Linked DNA regions of Homo sapiens: region 1 is linked to region 2. A link is a loop called in an ENCODE intact Hi-C map of the cell type or tissue named here. Cell type or tissue: HepG2. All regions are shown on one strand. Each heading gives the region's core, and the rest is flanking DNA. Links, peaks and the distances in the headings are about the cores only.

Region 1 (9,607 bases), core at 829-8,828, 180 kb after region 2:
CTTTGACCCATTGGTTATTTAGGAGTGTGTTGTTTAATTTCCACATGGTTTTGAATTCCCCAAATTTTTCCTTCTGTTATTGATTGAGTTTAATTCCATTATGGTTGGAGAAGATATTATATATGGTTTCAGTTCTTCTGAATGCATTGAGACTTGTTATATGGCCTAACATATTCTCTGTCCTGGAGAATGCTGTATGTGCACCTGAGAAGAACATGTATTTTGCAGTTGTTGGGTGGAGTGTCTTACTTATATCAGTTTTAGGTATTCACTTTTCACCTGGTTAAACATTATTCATTCTTTGAGTCACAGGTCCAAAGGATTTCTTGTGTCAAATATTTCTTAATCCATCTCCCTAAGTAAAATGTAGTTTCTTCATTTGAATTTCTATAATTCTGCCAACACCTATAACTGTATTATAACTTTTATTCCAATTCAGTCTTTCTAAATTCTGATGTTATGGGTTTCTTTGTGCAGAGCCATGTTGTAACTGTATCTCCATATCACTGAAACCTTACTTCTAGTGGTAACTTTAAAGCATGTCATCGAAAGGCTGAAAGAATCTGCTGGTTATTGAGCACTTTGTCAATCCAGAGCCATAAACTACCTACAATGGATTATGGATAAGGAGAAGCAAGGCAGTGTACTCTGCCTCTGGGGAACCTACATTTTAGTTAAGAGATCTACGAGATACCAATGTAGGAAACCTTTAAGACAAGATTTGACCAAGTGCCAAGATGAAGGCACTAGGGGATTGGACTTGTTCACTTTGTCTCTCTCCCCATGCGTGGGAAAGAGGCTTGTGGAATTGTGAGGCTGGAACAGCCCTCAGGGTTTCTGATTTCTAGTCATCATCCAGCCTGTGCGTGGACACTCTCACCCACAGGGAGACGCCCCCACACTCCCATTTAGGACTTGTTGATGGTTGTTTGCTAACTTTGGGCAGAGCAAGAAAAATGAATTGCCCTTTAGCTACCACACACCCTTCAGTCTTCTCCATAAAATAAACCATAAGCCTGCAAAATCATGTGTAAAGTCAACAGGGAAAGGAAAGAGCTGTAGTCATAAATTCTAATCCCAGGAGGATATGTCAAAGGATGCTTGCATTATATATATATATATATATTTTTTTTTTTTTCTTTTCTTTTCTTTTCTTTTCTGAGACAGAGTCTTGCTCTGTCACCCAGGCTGGAGTGCAGTGGTGCAATCTCTGCTCACTGCAATCTCTGCCTCCAGGGTTCAAGTGATTCTCCTGCCTCAGCCTCCCAAGTAGCTGGGATTACAGATGCCTGCCACCACGCCCAGCTGATTTTTGTATTTTTTAGTAGAGATGGGGTTTCACTATGTTGGTCAGGCTAGCCTTGAACTCCTGACCTCAGGTGATCCACCTGCCTTGGCCTCCCAAAGTGTTAGGATTACAGGCGTGAGCCACCGCGCCTGGCCAGCTTGCATTATATTTTGATTTCAGATAAGGAAAGTCAGATCAAGTGACTGTGAGAAGGTCACTTCTTTCTTCTCCCTTCCTTCCTTCCACAATGCAGCCCCTAAAAGTGGCAACATCTTGTTTTAAGGGGAACCAAAAGGAATGTTTTCTGAGACTTATTATTCTCCTAGTGCCTACCTGTCTGTGAATGTTCTGGGAAGGTCTGAGGATGAGATTTGGAGATATGGAGATTTGGAGCGGCGAATTTATCTCACATGCCAGTTAGACACTTTATTCTGTCTAATTCAGGACAAAGACTGATGATTTGGGGGGCTAATCAGGGGATTCTTTTCAAGAATACAGTGTGATGAAGAAGGTTATCAAGACAGACTGCAAACTCTTTTCTCTAGTAACCTCTGAAAATAGAATCATAATGTGAAGTACAATACCTGCAATTATGGTAGCACACATTAAATGAAATAGGAGGATAATATAAGAGCAGGCCCATAGTTGTATATATTAGTGGACTAAATGAGTGATATCTTTATTGTGATCATCATGGTCACATTTATTGACAGTCAGTTTAGGGCAAAACACTCCTGGGAGAGGGGAGCATCAAGCCATCTGAAATTGGACGGAATTAAAGAGTTAGAAAAGGAACAGAGCAGGTGTCCTGGTATAGAGTGGACTTGAACAGGGTGAAAGAATGGGCGATCTTTGGATGGAGAGAAGGGGAGAAGAAAATGAGGGTGAGTAAAAGGCCACAGAGGTTGGAATGTGTAAGATACACATTTCATCAATGCAAAAATACCAGAAGGTGGCAAACGTGGACTTTGGTAGAGGCATGGCACAGGAAAATTGCTGTTCATAAGTCCACATAGGTGTGTCAGCTTCCAAACAATATTAGCTCACTAGATGCAAATGAATTATCCACATTACTCTGTTCCAGGCAATAGCCCCTATTGAGCTAGTGACAAAGGTAAACCATCTCTGACTCATCAGAAATTCTCTTCCCAAAGAAGTGAAGGGAGAAAATGGGAGTGGTAGGCCAGGAATGAGGGGCAATTCTGGTTGGCCCAGGGTGAGTCACTTTCCCTAATGTTCCTACCAGGAGATCAGGCCATGAGCTCTTGGCTCTGCTGCTCATTCTTGTCACCTTTCCCCCATATTCTAGCTCCCTCGGGTCACTCATCCTATCACTTTTCCGATAGGGCCGTGGAGTTGTACCCTCTCTAATTTTATAGATAGGGACCCTGTGGCCTAAAGAGGATTGGGGCTTGCCCTTCTTCCTATAGCACAGTTGGGACTAGGAGAGGGACCTCTTGACCATCAACCCCTTGCATCTGCACTCTGTCCTCTGCCATGTGACGTAACTCTTTTAGTCTTCATGCCAACTGAGAGGCAAATGAGACACAAAACAGAACATGGGAAAACTTGAAGGGGCTGTACCTTGACTGCAAAGGGCACCGGGGTACATGCGTAGAGGCAAGAAGAGTTTAGGGGCAGCAGGTCATCCTACATGACCCTATTCTCAAAAGAAAATCAGCCCCCATAATCCAGTTTCAGGTCTCATATTCCAAAACCTAAACTCTGAACTAACAAACATTGTGATTCTTTCATAGATGTCTAATATTTACTAAACAAATATTGGGACTTGTTTTCAATACCCTCTTTCAAATACCCCTTATAACAGGGTTCATATTTCTCTTCCTGAATGTTATGAGGCTTCCTCTTTCCTGCCTAACTGTCCCAAGGCCTCTCCTCCTCCAATGACCATGTGGCAATCATAGAGGGGGTCTTAGATAGTATTCCTGTATCAAAGGAAGTATGTCTAAGGAATTGGAGGATGCTGGTCGTTAGCCTCTGATTGATAAGCACTTCTTATTTATTTAATTTTTTTTTAAAATAGAGATGGGGGTTTCACCCTCTTGGTCAGGTTGGTCTTGAACTCCTGGCCTCAAGTTATCTCCCTGCCTCAGCCTCCCAAAGGGCTGGGATTACAGGCATGAGCCACCACGCCCAGCCTTTGATTGATAAACTCTTCTTTCCTCTTCCTTCATTCTGTAATGCAACCCCTAAAAGTGGCAAAATCTTGTTTTAAAATTTTGTCTGTCCCCTCCCCCAAATTTGGCATATTGAAAACAAGATATGGAGCAATAGTGACTCTGAGAGGAGAAGAGGTGTAGTGCAGGACACAAGAAGCTCCCCGCTGGTGAAATCCTGTAATGTGTTTCTTTCAAGTCCCCCTCCCTGCCTTTGTCTCCTGGTGATGAGGTGTAAGTTCTGCCTTTTTTCTTTTCTTTTTTTTTTTATTTTCAGAAAGTCTTTGTTGCTTCAGGCAAGCATCAGAAACTGAATCTGCTGGGGTGTTGGTTGGACTGTGTGGCCTCTCTTTATCCCTCTCTTCCCAGACCCCTCAAAATCAGGTGCATTCTATATCCCCTTAGGCTAGATAGACATTCTATGGATGCTCCGGTCTGCATGAGGAAGGGAACTCCAACCTCCCCCAAGTCAGTTAATTTTAAACATTTTGGTCTTTTTTCTGTATAATTTGGGATTGGTGTACCAGAAATGACTAAAAACCTGTGGTTTTCTGAGAGTGATCCTGGGACTATAATTTTCTGAAATTAAACTTCAGGCAAAAAAAATAAAAAAAAAGAGAAGAAAAGAAAAAGAAAAACAGAAACTCTCATCGTGGCCAGATGGAGCCAGAGATTTGTGAGAAGACGAGGCTTAAAGAGTAAAAGGCTATCAGTGTGCGAGATGGGTTGAAAAACAAAAAATAAAAGGTGAAATCCGAGACTGCCACGCTCACCTAGGAGAAGTTGCAAAACCTCCTTAGTGATGTTGGGAAAATTCTTTTCAGTGAAAAGTCTCTTATGGACCTGTTAAAAATATCCCAAGAGCAAAACAGCAGACCCCCCACCTTTAAAGGAGGTGTACCTTTTGTCACTTAATGCCTGCCTGTTTCAAATCCAACCTTCATTGCTTTGTGACGTTAAAACATTTCTTCTTTGCCAGCTGGCATGATGCTAAACTTTATCAGCAGGGGGCGCTGGAGGGCTAATTTCATTGGCCAATGGCAGTGGTTTCTTGCCCTCCAGCTTCAGTTGCCCAGGATGCTGCTTGCCAGTTTTGACCCATAGTTTCCTGCCTGCTAGCCCCAGCTGCTGAGTGTGGATGAGCTCCATCTAGGGCAACCCAGTTGAACATCTGTGCCATCCAGTAGCTGCAATCGCACCCTCTCAAAGGAGGTCTGCATCCTAGCTTTGGGGCAGGGCTCCCTTCTCTTCCAAATTAGTACTTTTGTAAGTAGTCTCCCTCTGCCTAGGATGTTCTTTAGAGTTCTCTTCAATTCTCTTGTAGTAGTTACTTCTCTTCAAATAGTCAATACATCTTTATATTAAACTTTCCCTGTTCAACTTACTGTGGTTACTGTCTCCTGACTCTCCTTTCATGGACCATGATGCCAAAAATGCAATTACTAGTAGGTGAAAGGTTTGATAGTTTCAAAATCAAGTGAACATAGGGAAATACATGGGCCTTAATATCACTAGAAATTTAAAGAGGCAGAACCAATTTATTCAGCCAGAAATTATGTCTATGAATTTTGTACTTAGAATTGGTATTAAATCATTGTATGGTTTAATGGTAGTGAAATGAAACACAAAACTTTGGAGACTGAGATTTTTGGAAAGATAGAGATGACCCTCCCCTTTCCTCTAGTGGCAACTGCACCAAGAACAGCCTAATACCAGAAAGCCTCCATCTCTTAAGATGTCATGACCCTTAATTGTTAGAAATTCATTGCCATCAGGCTAGGCGTGGTGGCTCATGCCTGTAATCCCAGCACTTTGGGAGGCTGAGGTGGGCAGATCACTTGAGTCCAGGAATTTGAGACCAGCTAGGCCAACACAGTGAGGACCTGTCTCTAATAAAAATACAAAAATTGGCTGGGTATAGTGGTGGGCACCTGTAATCCCAGCTACTCAGGAGGCTGAGGCATAAGAATCACTTGAACTGGGGAGGCAGAGGTTGCAGTGAGCTGAGATTGCGCCACTGCACTCCAGCCTGGGTGACTGGGCAACAGAGCAATACTCTGTCTCAAAAAAAGAATAAAAAAAAAAGAAAGAAAAAGAAAAAGAAAATGTAGTGCTATCAAATTAAGAAAATGCAAAAACCTGCACCAGTTCATCTATCAGATTAGGGCACTCCATCACCGCATACGGAACGCACAGCAATGAAATACTCTAGACCAGTGCTGTCCAATAAAAACAGGTGAGCCACCATATGATCCGTATGTGTCATTTTAATTTTTTTTTTGAGACAGAGTCTCACTGTCGACCAGGCTGGAGTGTAGTGGCATGATCATGGCTCACTGCAGCCTCAACTTCCTAGGCTCAAGCGATTCTCCCACCTTAGCCTCCTGAGTAGCTGGGACTACAGGCACATGCCACCACACCTGGCTAATTTTTCTATTTTTATTTTTTTGAGATAGGGTCTGACTCTGTTGCCCAGGCTGGAGTACAGTGGCACAATCTCAGCTCACTACAACCTCTGCCTCCTGGGCTTAAGTGATCCTCCCACCTCAGCCTCCCGAGTAGCTGGGACTACAGGCATGTGCCACCACACCCAGCTAATTTTTGTGTTTTTTGTAGAGATGAGGTTTCTCCACATTGCCTAGGCTAGTCTTGAACTCCTGGGCTCAAGCGATCTGCCCGCCTTGGCCTCCCAAAGTGCTGGGATTACAGGCATGAGCTACTGTGCTTGGGTTAATTTATAAATTTTTTTGTAGAGATGAGGGCTCACTAAGTTGCCCAGCCTTAAATTTTCTAATAGTCAACATTAAAGCCCTAAAGAGAAACAAGTGAAATTAATTTGAATGATGTATTTATTTAACCCAAAATATAAACAAATTATCTCAAGATGTAATCAACATAACAATGAGATATTTTGTTTATTTTTATTTTTTATTTTTTAAAGTATTTTTTATTTCAATAGGTTTTGGGGGAACAGATAGTGTTTGATTACATGCATAAGTTCTTTAGTGGTGATTTCTGAGATTTTGGTGCACCCATCACCCAAGCAGTGTACACTATACAATTATTAATTATTAATGAGATATTTTACATTCCGTTATTTGTACTGTCTTTGAAATCTGACATGTGCTTTATGCTTGTACTTCTCAGTTCAGACTAGTCACATTTCAGGTGCTTCATGGCCAAATATGGCTAGTGACTACTGTACTGCCCAGTTCTAGAATAGGATTTGACCACACATACTACTTAGTGGGAATGACGATTTGAGAGATCATTTAAAAAAAAAACTGCATTACAAAACCAGACTTCTGTGGCTTTATTGATCATATTAATATTGTATTTTAAGGCCATTTTCTTTTATTGGATACAGATAAACATATTAGTGATTATGTGTGTTTTTTTAGAAACCCAGATTTTCAACCCTGTGTTGAGCAAGTCTTACAAGAGCCATTTTTTCAACAGGATGTGTTCACTTTGTGTCTCTGTGTCACATTTTGGTAATTCATGCAATATTTCAAACATTTTCATTATTTTTATTTTTATTTTTTTTGAGACAGAGTTTCGCTCTTGTTGCCCAGGCTGGAGTGCAGTGGTGCGATCTTGGCTCACCATAACCTCCACCTTCTAGGTTCAAGCAATTCAGCTCAGCCTCCCGAGTAGCTGGGATTACAGGCATGCGCCTCCACGCCCGGCTAATTTTGTATTTTTAGTAGAGATGGGGTTTTGCCATGTTGGTCAGGCTGGTCTCGAACTCCTGACCTCAGGTGATCCACCTGCCTCGGCCTCCCAAAGTACCGGGATTACAGGCGTGAGCCACTGTGCCCAGCCACATTATCATTATTATACCGCTATGGTGATCTGTGATCAATGATCTTTGATGTTACTATGCAATTGTTTTGGGTGTCCATATAAGACGAGAACCTAATGGATAAATGTTGTGTGTTTTCTTTTTTTTCGGTAGGGAAGACAGGGTCTCACTCTGTTGCTTAGACTACAGTACAGTCACACGATCATGCCTCACTGCATCCTTGACATCCTGGGCTCAAGTGATCCACCCACCTCAGCCCCACAAATATGTAGGACTATAGACTCGAGCCACTATGTCTGGGTAATTTTTTTTATTTTAATTTTTTAATTAATTAATTAATTTATTTATTTACTTATTTTGAGATGGAGTCTCACTCTGTCGCCAGGCTGCAGTACAATGGTGTGATCTCGGCTCACTGCAACCTCCACCTCTCGGGTTCAAGTGATTCTTCTGCCTCAGCCTCCTGAGTAGCTGGGACTACAGGTGCGCACCACCATGCCCAGCTAATTTTTTGTATTTTTAGTAGAGATGGGGTTTCACCATGTTGGCCAGGATGGTCTCGATCTCTTGACCTCGTGATCCACCTGCCTTGGCCTCCCAAAGTGCTGGGATTACAGGCATGAGCCACTGTGCCCGGGCAAATTTTTTTTTTATTATTATTTTTTGAGACAGTTTCTCACTCTGCTACCCAGGCTGGAGTGCCAGTGGCCCGATCTCGGCTCACTGCAGCCTCTGCCTCCCAGGTTGAAGTGATCCTCCTGCCTCAGCTTCCCGAGTAGCTGGAACTGCAGGCACGCACCACCACCCTTGGCTAATTTTTGCACTTTTTTGGTAGAGATGGGGTTTTGCCTTGTTGGTCTTGAACTCCTAGGCTCAAGCGATCCACCCAACTCGGTCTCCCAAAGTGCTGGGATTACAAGCATGAGCCAGCACGATCGGCCTGAATTTCTTAATGTTTTCCTTCACTGGGCATTTAGGACCTTGTTAAAGAAGGCCTTTCATCTCCAGAGCCCATGAAGATGCTCTCCCATAGCATCTTCTAGGCTTTAAAACATTCAGAGCTTATTTGCTGTGTGGTGTTGGTGAGGGCTCTAATTTTTCTCCCCGCAACCCAGATAACCAGGGTCACCCAGTTAACAGAGCTTTAGAGTCCACGTTGCTTTCCGTTGCTCACGTCTTCACTGACTGCTCTGTTCATCTGCCTATCTCAGAATCACACCCTTTCTCCAGGACCACTCTCCTTCTGCTGGAAGTACGTTCTTCAGTGAGTTCCTTGAGTCTCACTCTCCTGAGTTTCGTGTTGTGATAAATTCTGTTTCCCATCTGGAAATGCCCTTTACCGTGAGCAGATTCTTGAACAACCATCAATTTCAACTCCTGATTCTAATTTGATGGTGAAGAGTCCCAAGTCACACTCACTGTATCCCATGGCTTCCGGCTCCCACTGTGGCCACTACGAAGTCTACTCTCAGTCTCAGCGTCTGCTCTCTGTAATCTGTGCTTTTTCCTTGGCTGCATTAAAGATCTTCTCTTTGCCTTTGGTGTGCTGCAATTTCATTATGATATGGGTGTGGATTTCTGTGCTTCCTGATTCTGCGTATTCAACCTCCACTGAAATGGGTGACTCGTGGTTCCCAGGTCCCTCCTTCCTCCTTCTGCCCACCCGAGCCTGGGCATCTTACTATGGGGTACAGTTGGGTGAAGGAGCATCATAGAAGCACCCTAGAAGAGATGATTGGTGCATTAGAAGCTGTCTGCCAGGTCTGAGTTGTGTTATGCTTATTCTCTGGGTAGTCTGAGGCAACCCCTGAGAAAGGCAGGTATTACTACAGTCAGAAGAACTGCTCCAGGAATGCATTCCTCCCCAGAAAAATCTCATATCTAAACTGAGAGTAATTCACGTATTATGGAACAATTTTCCAAACATATATATAAATTACAAACCACACCTCTCTCCCACCTCCAAAGTTGTGATGAGATAAAAGCAAAACTGTAGCACCAGCAAAACTAAATAAAACTTTGTAATAAGGCTTTAAGTGCCCTGAATCTCTTCCAAGGATCAAGATGAACCCTAGAGCTGCAATTCCACAATCCACCAGATCCTGGGACTCAGGCCATATCAACATGGTTATCTAGCTGGCATTCCAACCCCAAGAGGTTTCTTACTTGTCTGTTGCTTTCTTATTATCAAGTCCTCACTTAGGTTCTGTGTTCCTTTGCAGCCCAGACCACCCTAGACTCCATACGGCACCTCTATTCCAGCAGTATACCAGGGTCTATTAAAAGAAATCCAGAGAAACAACTCAGATGGAAAGGGCCCTGTGGCGTTCTGTTGAC
Region 2 (9,607 bases), core at 487-8,486:
CTAGCAACTAAAATCTCCCATCAGGCCAGGTTCCCAGAGAAAGCCTAAGAAGAGTCCCCACTGACCTCAATGCCTCCAGCCTAATTTGGTTTTATTTTGAAGAAGCAGGGGGACTTCTATGAGCAACTATGCTATGGTACAATCGTTAAGGTCTCTGGGCCAGAACCAGGCTGCTTGGGTTCAAGTTCAACTCTGCCACTTCCCAGTTGGGTAACTGGAAGGAGGACAATTTGCTTGACCTCTATAATTCAGCTCATCTGAAAAATGGATGCTAGGGATTCCTCCTCCTAGAACTGTGGTGTATTAAACGTTTAGAAAACCAAGCATACATCAGTGGTTCAGAGGTGGTGGCCCCTGAGGTGGTGACTCTAGGAGAAGTGAAGGAGTCCCAGAGGGTTCATGTGTGGAGCCAGGTTCACTCACTAGGGAGAGGCCCAAGGCCCCCAGAACCAACAGGGCAGGAGAGGATCCTAGAAGCTGCAAGAGAGACGTGAAATGCCAAAGCCATGATGTTTATGCTGTGAGGGAACCAGGCAACCTACCGGTTTGCATGAGGCCCCCAACCCAGGGCAGCTGTAGCCTATTAGTGCTGGGTTCAGTGGAGGCAGAATTCAGGTGTAAACTCCACCCTTAACCCACCCCACACCCTGGGGATTCATGTTTTCCCGCCCTACTAGAACTTTGGGCTTCGGATCAGCGCCTAGTGGGTAGCTTTGAACTTCCCTGCCAGCCCACTGGCCACATGCTGTGCGAGTTGAGTTGCATTGCCTGTATTTTTCTGGCATTGCCCACTCTGCTCTCCCTCTTCCCCAGGCTCAGCTACACACAGCTCCATGCCCTCCGGGCTGACTCAGTCCTGCATTGTTCCCACACACATACGCATACCCACAACCTGGGCTGTTCTTTCTAACTTCAGTGGGGTTGAATCTGGTTTCCCCAACTAAGCCTGGGGACACTCCAGCACTGAGGGTAGATACTTAGGGAAATTGAGAGAAAACCCATGAGCTGTCTTCTAGAGGCAGGGGCATAGCTTTGCTGACCTTGTCAGGACCCAATCCCAAATATGTGAAGGATCACTAAGCTCTGCCCTTGCTGGGTGAGCGTCTCCAGACTCCTGACTCACCCCTGGGGCATGCATTTCTGGCCCAGGAGTCAACTCCCCAATAACTCAGTCCCTCCCTCCAGAAAGCCTGCCTTGACCTCCCTGAAGTGAAGCTCCTACTGCATGCCCCTCATCAGGACCAAGAGAGAAATTCTGCCTCTGCCTAGCTCCACCTGTTCACTCCCACCAACCAGACAACTCCTGATCGATAGGAATCTTGACTCCACTACACCAAATCCCCTCTAGTTCCCTGCAGATGCTAAATTGTCTCCACCTCCTGGCCTTTGCAGGCTTTCTGTCTGGAAAGCCCTTTCACTCCCTCATTGCTCTAGTTAATGTTCAAGTTCAAGCCTCAGCTCTGAGCAGCCCTGTGGGCCCACCAGACAGCTCTTCAAACCACTCCTTCCTGCCAGGTCCAGTGTTGCCAGGTGCCCACAGCTGCTCACAGAGCTCAGGCTCTGCCCTGGGACTCCCCAGCTGATGAGCTGCAGGCCAGAGAAGCAAGAGGGGAACAGCCGAGGCCTTCAGGGAGACTGAGTGCCTCCCCACCACCTGTCCCCTCCCTTCTCACCCAACCTCCAGCCCTTTCTGCAGCTTGACTGCTGGAGCTAAGGCCCCAGCAAGGCCCCATAGGGCCAGCATCACTACCTCAGTCACGCTGGCCACACCCTCTGTCAAGCTTTGGCTTGGCAGTGGGCCTAGCAATGTCCCATGCAGCTCTCTCTGCCAGGCTTCTTCCAGCCCGTGGAGGGGTCCCTTCTCCCCACCTCCCCTTCCCCTGGCTCCTGATGCTGATGCCTAAGTGATTTGTCCCGCTCTGAGCCTCAGAGTCCTTATCCAACCAATGGGCACACAGCCCCTCCCTAACTAACTCCTGGGCCGGTGCTAGGATCCACTGTGAGTCAGATGAGGAAGTGGGCTGGGGAGGAAGAGGCAGAAGGCAGCCCTCAGCGGGCTAGCTGGTCAGAAGCATGTAAGCTGCTCTGGCCTGGCCTTAACCTGGGGCCTCTGGGAGCTGGGCCAGCTGTCTGTGCACCCATGCAGGTACAGGATGTCTGCAGCAGCTGCCAGGGGCTTCCAGATGCCCCAGGTTTGGCCCCTGAGACATTTTCTCCCTAGCTCTGGGATAGCCTTATCCTGAGGCCCTACGTATTCTGGCAGAGAGTGGGGGTGGGGGAGGAGGCCCTTGCAATCTTACAGGACAGACCATCAGGCTGTTTCACAGCACCTGCCTAATACCCTGGTCTCTCCTCCATTTCTCCTCTGGCACCTAGAACCAAGTCACCCTGAGCCAGCGCCAGAGTTCCTGCCCACTCGTGAGTAGGACAACATACCCAGGAGATACTGCTGCAGCTGGACATGGACTTGTATGTAAACACAAGCGCACATATGTGGGGAGGGGTGTGGAATATCAGGATGGGGGCAACATGAGAGTGACCCAGGATGGGCAGTAGTGAGCTTGGGGTAGGAGGAGGGGATGTCCACAGAGGCCTCTCCTCTACAATGGTGGCCCAGTCACCATCCAGACCTTGCCAGGTCTAGTGCCCCGTGGTCCCCACCCTGCTGCCTGCTCAGCCTGGCAGCCTTCCTTTACAGCCTCCTGCCAACAGAGCCAGCCCCCTGCCCCCACGGGTGTCCATGCCAGAGCAGCATTCCGCAAGCCTGGCTGCATCTCCCCAGCAGAGGCTGAGCAAGGGGGCCACTCAGCAGTGGTCAGGTCACACGGCTAGAGGGGCACAGTGGGGCCTGGGCCTCTGGTCCCTACTCCTCTGGTCCCTCTGTCTCCTGGCCCTGGGCCAGTCACCTTAGATGATTTGATCGCTGCGGTTGTAGTCCTGGGATTTAAATCTCCTGCCCTGGGTGGCCCTATGCAGCATGAGGCCGCCAGGTAGGTATGGGTCCACTGGAGCCAAGTCCTGGAGGCACAGAGCAAAATGAGCCCTGCGCCGCCCTGGGATAGGGATGGGGGACTGGACCAGTTGGGGACCCCAGACTCACCCCCAGGTCAGAGCAGCCCAGGCGAGAGGGTGGGGGTGGTGAGCGCGGCTGGGGTGCGGGGTTCAGTCCCTCAGCGTGGGATCCCTCAGGGGAGCGGGTGGAAGCCTTTTCTGTTCGGATCCGGGGCCCGGCGCGCTCAGCTTCCTGATTTCACGGCAGCTTCCTATCCTGGCTCCCCCTCCGTGGCGCAACCGGAGGGCAGCGATGTTTGACTCCCGGACGAACTTCCCGGCAGAAAGGAGGCTCAGCACGGGAGGGTGGGGCCGGGGTCTATCTGCTCGGATATGAGCAGTGGGGACGGGCTGGGGGCTGGAGCTGGGGCTGGGGGTGGAGGGCAGCCTGCGGCAGGGCGGGCTGCACGGGGACCGCGCACACCACGCGTGTCCGCGCCCCCCGCCGGCACGCAGGCGGCCTGGCCCTTTAAGCGTCCAGACGGCGGCCCCAGCTGACGCGCGGGCTCCAATCGGCGCCCCGCGCCCCCCGCCCGCCGCGCCCGAGGCTCTGGGGCCGCAGCTGCTTGGCGCTGGACTCGCCGCGGCCCTGCGCCTCCGCCTGCCTGGCCGCGCCCCCGGGGGCCATGGTCGCGGGGCCCTGCGCGGGGGCGGCCCCCAGCGCGGCGCTTCATGGAGCGGCCCTGGCCTGGCCGCCGGGGGCAGCGCGATCCCGCGGGGCCCTGTGAGCCCCCAGCGCCACGGCACCATGGTACGCAGGGCCCTGCCTGTCCCCCCGCTTATCCGCCCACCTGCCAGCTCTGACCTCCCAGGCACACGGCCCGCGGGCCCGGGTGGAGGGGCTGGAGGGATCTTCCCCCCTCCCCCGGTCTCCCGGCTCCATCTGCTGGGTCCCGCGGGCCGGGAATGCGGCGCTGTGGCGCTGCTCTCGGTGGGGAGGGGGTTAAATTCCTGTGGTGGGGGCGCCGGCGCGCGAGGCTGAGGTCTTGCTAGGCACCGGCGAAGGGGGGCGCTCCCCTGCGCCCGGACGGCGCCGCCCTCGGGCTGGGTAATGGGGGGAAGAGGGAGTCGGATTCCCGCCTGGGCCTTGGGCCACGTGGGCGCTGGAGCCGCCCTGCCTGGGGATTCGGGATGACCCGGGCCAAGGGGGTGTGGGAGGACACCCAGAGCTCCCGTACCAACTCCTGTGTGACCTTGGGCAGATCCCCCGCCCTCTCTGGGTCTATTTCCAAGGGAAAGAGGGGAGGTAAGTGCACAGAGGAGGCTGGCATGGACACTCCCTCACCAAAAGGAGGAGCCTAGAGGTCATGAGCCTGTGCCCCCTTGCTCAGTCTGGGCCCCCCCACTGCTGCCCAGCATAGAAAGAATTGACATGGGAGGGGGGCGCAGATGGACTCCCCAGGTTTCATCATGGGGCCTTCCAGGGAGGCTCTGAGGCAGGGTAGAGAGATGAGGCTTCTCATCAGTGAGGCAAGGTACCCCTCAGGTGTAGAAGGCTCTGACTTGGGTGAGCAGCCTGGAGAGATGTCTGGCACCTGGCCAATCCCCAGCCTGACTTGGGGCAAGGGTTTGAGGGCATGAAACCCCCTGGCAACCAGAGTGCCTGACCACCTCCCTGGTCCTGCATCTTAGCTAGGCTGGAGTGACCTGGACTGCAGCTGGCACAGCCGGATGGGGAGGGGCACGCATTGCTTCCGGGAACCAGCACATCTGGCTGTGGAGGCCAGCACAGCTGGTGGGCATTGTGTGGGAGGGGCCAGACATGGGGGTGGCTGAACCCTGCTGAGGGGCTGCCAATTGTGGACTCGGGCAGCATCTCTGTGCCCAGTCAAGAGAGTCCAATCAGGTCATGAGGTTTAGGGCCCCCCAAGGGCCAAGGATGGTGCTGCCTTGGCTGAGAGTACTACCTTAGCAATGGAGTGTTTGAGAAAGCACTCCCCTCCTTTCCTGCTGAGAGGCCAGAGGGCCAAAGTCAGGCCTCATTTGGCCTAGAGGCCAAAGTGCACATGGGAAGGTTGCCCTTTCCCTGTGGCAGGTGGGCACAGGTGGGCAGTGGAGGGCATTCCATAAAGGGAGAGCAGAGAGATCTGGGGCTCTGTTGCCTGGGGTGGACTTCCCCCAACAGGCCTGGCTTCAGCAAACCCTTATCCAAGCCACTTCTCCTGCCAGTCTTTGGCCCCTGGAGGCCCTAAGGAGCCCCTGTTGCAACCCAAGTTGTACCCTGATCCTTCACTGACCTGCAGGTGCAGTGGCTCTAGGGAGGAGGGAGCAGGTAGAGGGGATAGTGGTGAGTGTGGGGAAGCACGGCTGGTCTCCAGGTGGCGGGATGTTCTCGCTTTTTAAGTCATTAAAGGCTCAGAAATCCAGCCATGTGGGGTCTAGCAAGGAAGGGGTGGTCTTAGCGGAGCTGGGAGTCCAGGGGCTCTGGACTGTGGAACCCTCTCATTCTGAGCCTCGGTTTCTCCATCTGTGTAGTAGGGGTTGGTCCCAGAAGATGAATCAGAATGAGTCAGAGGAGGGAGATGGGAGGGGCTTGGTGCCACGTCCCAGTTAGATTGGCCAGGCCTGGACAGCCTGGGACAGAGGGAGATGGATGGCTTCTTGGCTGGGGTAAGGGGTGTAGTGGAGAACTCAAGGAAGATGGTAGCCTTGGCCAGGGGCCTGGCCAGACTGGGATGTGAGGGAACACAGGATGGCTGCTGCCCTGGCTGCTGGGTGTAGGGGGCAGGGTCCAGGGCAGGCCTGGAGACAGGTGGCCCCTGGTGGCTCAGGGAGGCTCCTGCTGAGGCCCACGGTAGGTTTCTCATTCAGGTGACTGAGAAGTGGAGCTCAACCACCACCACCCCTGCCCAATCCCAGCCTACCCACTGCTCTCCTGGCGATGGAAGGCCTGGCATGGGGAAGGGGGGCGGTAGGCTGTGGATGGATGGGGCCAGGATTCATCCCAGGGTCCCCAGGGAGGCACTGACAGCTATGGAGCTGATGGTTTTGTGGCCATCAAAATATTGTGGCAAGGTACCTCCCGAATGCAGGAGGCTCAGACCTGGTTGGGCAGGCCCTGAGGAGAGCCAGAACTTGGAACCAGTGGTGCTGGTCCAGCTGGGCTGGTGGTTGGTGGATATTAACAACATCTGCACATCACTGTGTGATGGTTCTCGTGCAGGGACTGGGCAGGCTGCCTGTCTGTGCTGCCCACCTTTTGGGGAGGCTGCTGTGGTAGAGCCGGGGTGACTGAGTTGGCTTCTATTCCAGGCAATTCACAGGTGCTGGATGTGGCCCACAGGCCTGATAGTCTGACCCATCAGACATTGAGGGCCTCCGCTAGGGCTCTGGAAGCCCCAGATGGTGTGGCCTCTAAGGCAGGGCTTTCCCAGAGCCTGTGGACATGGACCGTACCTGACCTGGGGTCTGGGGGTCTACCGGGAAAAGGATCTGGGGCAGGCCTTGGGGGCCTCCTGCCTGCAAGCATGGTAGGCAGGTTCCACAGCTGTGTCCTTCCACCCCTGCAGAGCCCCTGAGTGAGAGAGAGCTGCTGGGGGCTAGGCCTGAGGCTGCAGGCAGGGGTTGGGGGCAGCCTGGCCCAAGCCCTGGCTGTGATGAGGAGACCTCACCAGGCAGTGCAGCAGGACCAGAGTGGGGAGAAGGTATAGGCCCTGAGCCTGGATTTCTTCACAGGTTTCAACTTCTGCAGCAGCCACATGGCTGTTGCGATGAGGGGTTCCCTCAGGTGCTACCCCTTGGATTCTGTAGCCAGAGACTGGGCAGTGAGCAGTGAGCCCGGCTTCTGTTCTTGAGGTGTTTGGGGCTGGGCAAGCTTGCTTTTATTGGTATGTGTGAGTGAATATGTGGAGAGAATCCACGGGGCTGAGGAAATGCTGAAGGAATGCCTGTGGCCCTCCTGGGGTGACCACCTGGTCCCGGTGTGCCTGCGATGGTCCTGGTTCTAGCACTGAAAGCCCTGCACCCCAGAAAATGCCCAGGTCCCTGGCAAACCTGGATGGTTGGTCACTGTGGTCTCTCTTTCATCCCCTTTCCTTCCCTTTCCCTTCCTGGGATGACTTTTCCCATTTCCCAGGAGATGACCCAGAGGCCCAGAAAGTGACAGGACCTGATCTTCAGCCTCAGAGGGTCACGAGTGGAGCCTGAGCTCTGAGGCAGCTCACTCAGGCTTGAATCCCTTCCTTGCTAGTTTCGGCTCTGTTGCTGTAAAGTGGAGCCACGAGTGATGGGCTGCCTCCTGGATGGCTGGCAATGCTGGGAGTGGTGCTGGGGGAAGGGCGGGCAGGGGCCCACTGGCCTTGACCCACTCCTGTGCCCTCTGTCCCCGCAGTTGCTGGTTGAGAAGACAACTGACTCCCCGGCGGCTGAGTTCTCGCTGGTGGAGGACGTGGCGCTGCACTTTGCCTGCTTGATGGGCCGCCTGAACGAGCAGCGCCTCTTCCAGCCTGACCTCTGCGACGTGGACTTGGTGCTGGTGCCCCAGCGCAGCGTCTTTCCGGCACACAAGGGTGTGCTAGCCGCCTACAGCCAGTTCTTCCACTCACTCTTCACCCAGAACAAGCAGCTGCAGCGTGTGGAGCTGTCCCTGGAGGCACTGGCACCTGGTGGCCTGCAGCAGATCCTCAACTTCATCTATACGTCCAAGCTGCTGGTCAACGCGGCCAACGTCCACGAGGTGCTCAGCGCCGCCTCATTGCTGCAGATGGCTGACATCGCTGCGTCCTGCCAAGAGCTGCTGGACGCCCGCTCTCTAGGCCCACCAGGTCCGGGCACTGTGGCCCTGGCCCAGCCGGCTGCCAGCTGCACTCCAGCTGCGCCGCCCTACTACTGTGACATCAAGCAGGAGGCCGACACCCCAGGCCTGCCCAAGATCTATGCCCGCGAGGGCCCTGACCCTTACTCGGTGCGTGTTGAGGACGGGGCAGGGACTGCTGGTGGCACAGTGCCTGCCACCATTGGGCCAGCCCAGCCCTTCTTTAAGGAGGAGAAGGAGGGTGGTGTCGAGGAGGCCGGTGGGCCCCCAGCCAGCTTGTGCAAGCTGGAGGGTGGAGAAGAGTTGGAGGAAGAGCTTGGGGGTTCTGGCACCTACAGCCGCAGGGAGCAATCCCAGATCATCGTGGAGGTGAACCTCAACAACCAGACACTGCACGTGTCCACGGGGCCAGAGGGGAAGCCAGGTGCCGGGCCAAGCCCAGCCACCGTGGTTCTGGGCCGGGAGGACGGGCTGCAGAGACACTCGGACGAGGAGGAGGAGGACGACGAGGAGGAGGAGGAGGAAGAAGAGGAAGAGGAAGGTGGTGGCAGTGGACGGGAGGAGGAGGAGGAGGAAGAGGGTGGCAGTCAGGGAGAAGAGGAAGAAGAGGAGGAGGACGGGCACAGTGAGCAGGAAGAGGAAGAGGAGGAGGAAGAGGAGGAAGGGCCTAGTGAGCAGGATCAAGAGAGCTCTGAGGAGGAGGAGGGGGAGGAGGGGGAGGCTGGGGGCAAGCAGGGGCCACGGGGAAGCCGAAGCAGCCGGGCAGACCCCCCTCCCCACAGTCACATGGCCACACGGTCCCGGGAGAACGCCCGGCGCCGGGGTACCCCTGAACCTGAAGAAGCTGGGCGGCGGGGTGGGAAGAGGCCAAAGCCACCCCCTGGAGTGGCCTCTGCATCGGCCCGAGGGCCGCCAGCCACTGATGGGCTGGGGGCCAAGGTGAAGCTGGAGGAGAAGCAGCACCATCCATGCCAGAAGTGCCCACGAGTTTTCAACAACCGCTGGTACCTGGAGAAACACATGAATGTGACCCACAGCCGCATGCAGATCTGCGACCAGTGCGGCAAGCGCTTCCTGCTGGAGAGCGAGCTGCTGCTGCACAGGCAGACAGACTGCGAGCGCAACATCCAGGTGGGCCTCACGTGGCTGGGGGCAGGGCAGAGGCTGTCCAGGTGGGGCTAGGCCATAACTGGGCTCTGGGCACCTAGTGTCTTGCTGACTGCATTACCTAGGTGGTCTGCGGAGACCAGACTTAGCCCCCAGACAGGCTGGCCCAGGCCCAGTTCTCAGGGTGGTTAGAGCTCAGGGGTAACATCAAGCCGAGCTTCCTGGGAGAGGTGGATAGAGTTGGGCGCATGAAGAGATGTGCAGAGGATTGGAACAAACAGTACCCTTGGCCAGAGGGACAAAGGGGACACATGGACTTGGGAGGATGAGAGTGGAGAGTTGTCTGAGCAGACAAGGCCAGAAGACAGGCCACTCTGGGTGGGATGAGTCAGACGGGGTTTTAACAAACACGGGGGCTGTAGGAAGGCCAGCAGGGCCACTGTGTATAGTTTCACAGGTTGTGCACTGCAGCAAGTGAGCACACGATGGGAGGAGGGGTTTGCCCAGAGGGATGCCATCCTCCACTTCCCACAAAAGTGCTGTATGGAGGAGGGGGCAGCCCAGCAGGAGGCAGCCCCCACTTTCAGCTCTTTGGGGATGCCAGCTCCCATGGGCCTGGGAAAAAGGGATTGGGTGAGAAATTTGGGAAGAGCAGAGGCTGCTGGGGTAAGCAGGGGAGCTGAGCTGGCTGCTGGG

The links. Peaks named below come from ENCODE experiments on the same cell type or tissue, not always from the same donor. Only the 100,000 strongest peaks of a DNase experiment are listed, where the experiment ranks them.
Region 1: it touches region 2 in a loop (4-fold over the local background); 4 of 110 quality-filtered maps call a loop at or near these places.

The regions. Positions count from the first base shown.
Region 1 is chr3:42,826,968-42,836,574 of GRCh38, forward strand. All of the region lies in intron 2 of ACKR2 (atypical chemokine receptor 2), which reads left to right. LOC124909373 (a long non-coding RNA gene) reads right to left here. Exons shown (of 2, transcript XR_007095895.1): 2 at 6,764-8,992. Among named protein-coding and RNA genes, the nearest start is that of ACKR2, 22 kb to the left of the region's middle. In HepG2, for the core only: CTCF peaks have their summits at 3,591 and 4,470 (motif pointing right); DNase peaks (open chromatin) are centred at 2,314, 2,964, 3,604, 4,484 and 1 weaker place; H3K4me3 peaks cover 578 bases.
Region 2 is chr3:42,650,894-42,660,500 of GRCh38, forward strand. It overlaps ZBTB47 (zinc finger and BTB domain containing 47), which reads left to right and starts at 2,804. Exons shown (of 6, transcript NM_145166.4): 1 at 2,804-2,990; 2 at 7,382-8,935. The coding sequence starts at 7,463. ZBTB47-AS1 (ZBTB47 and NKTR antisense RNA 1) reads right to left here and starts at 3,495. Exons shown (of 3, transcript NR_125400.1): 1 at 3,101-3,495. RefSeq lists enhancers at 2,778-3,419, 5,484-5,778, 8,440-9,350, 9,351-9,607 and silencers at 3,425-3,784, 3,825-3,904. In HepG2, for the core only: a CTCF peak has its summit at 4,078; DNase peaks (open chromatin) are centred at 2,029 and 4,148; H3K4me3 peaks cover 1,991 bases.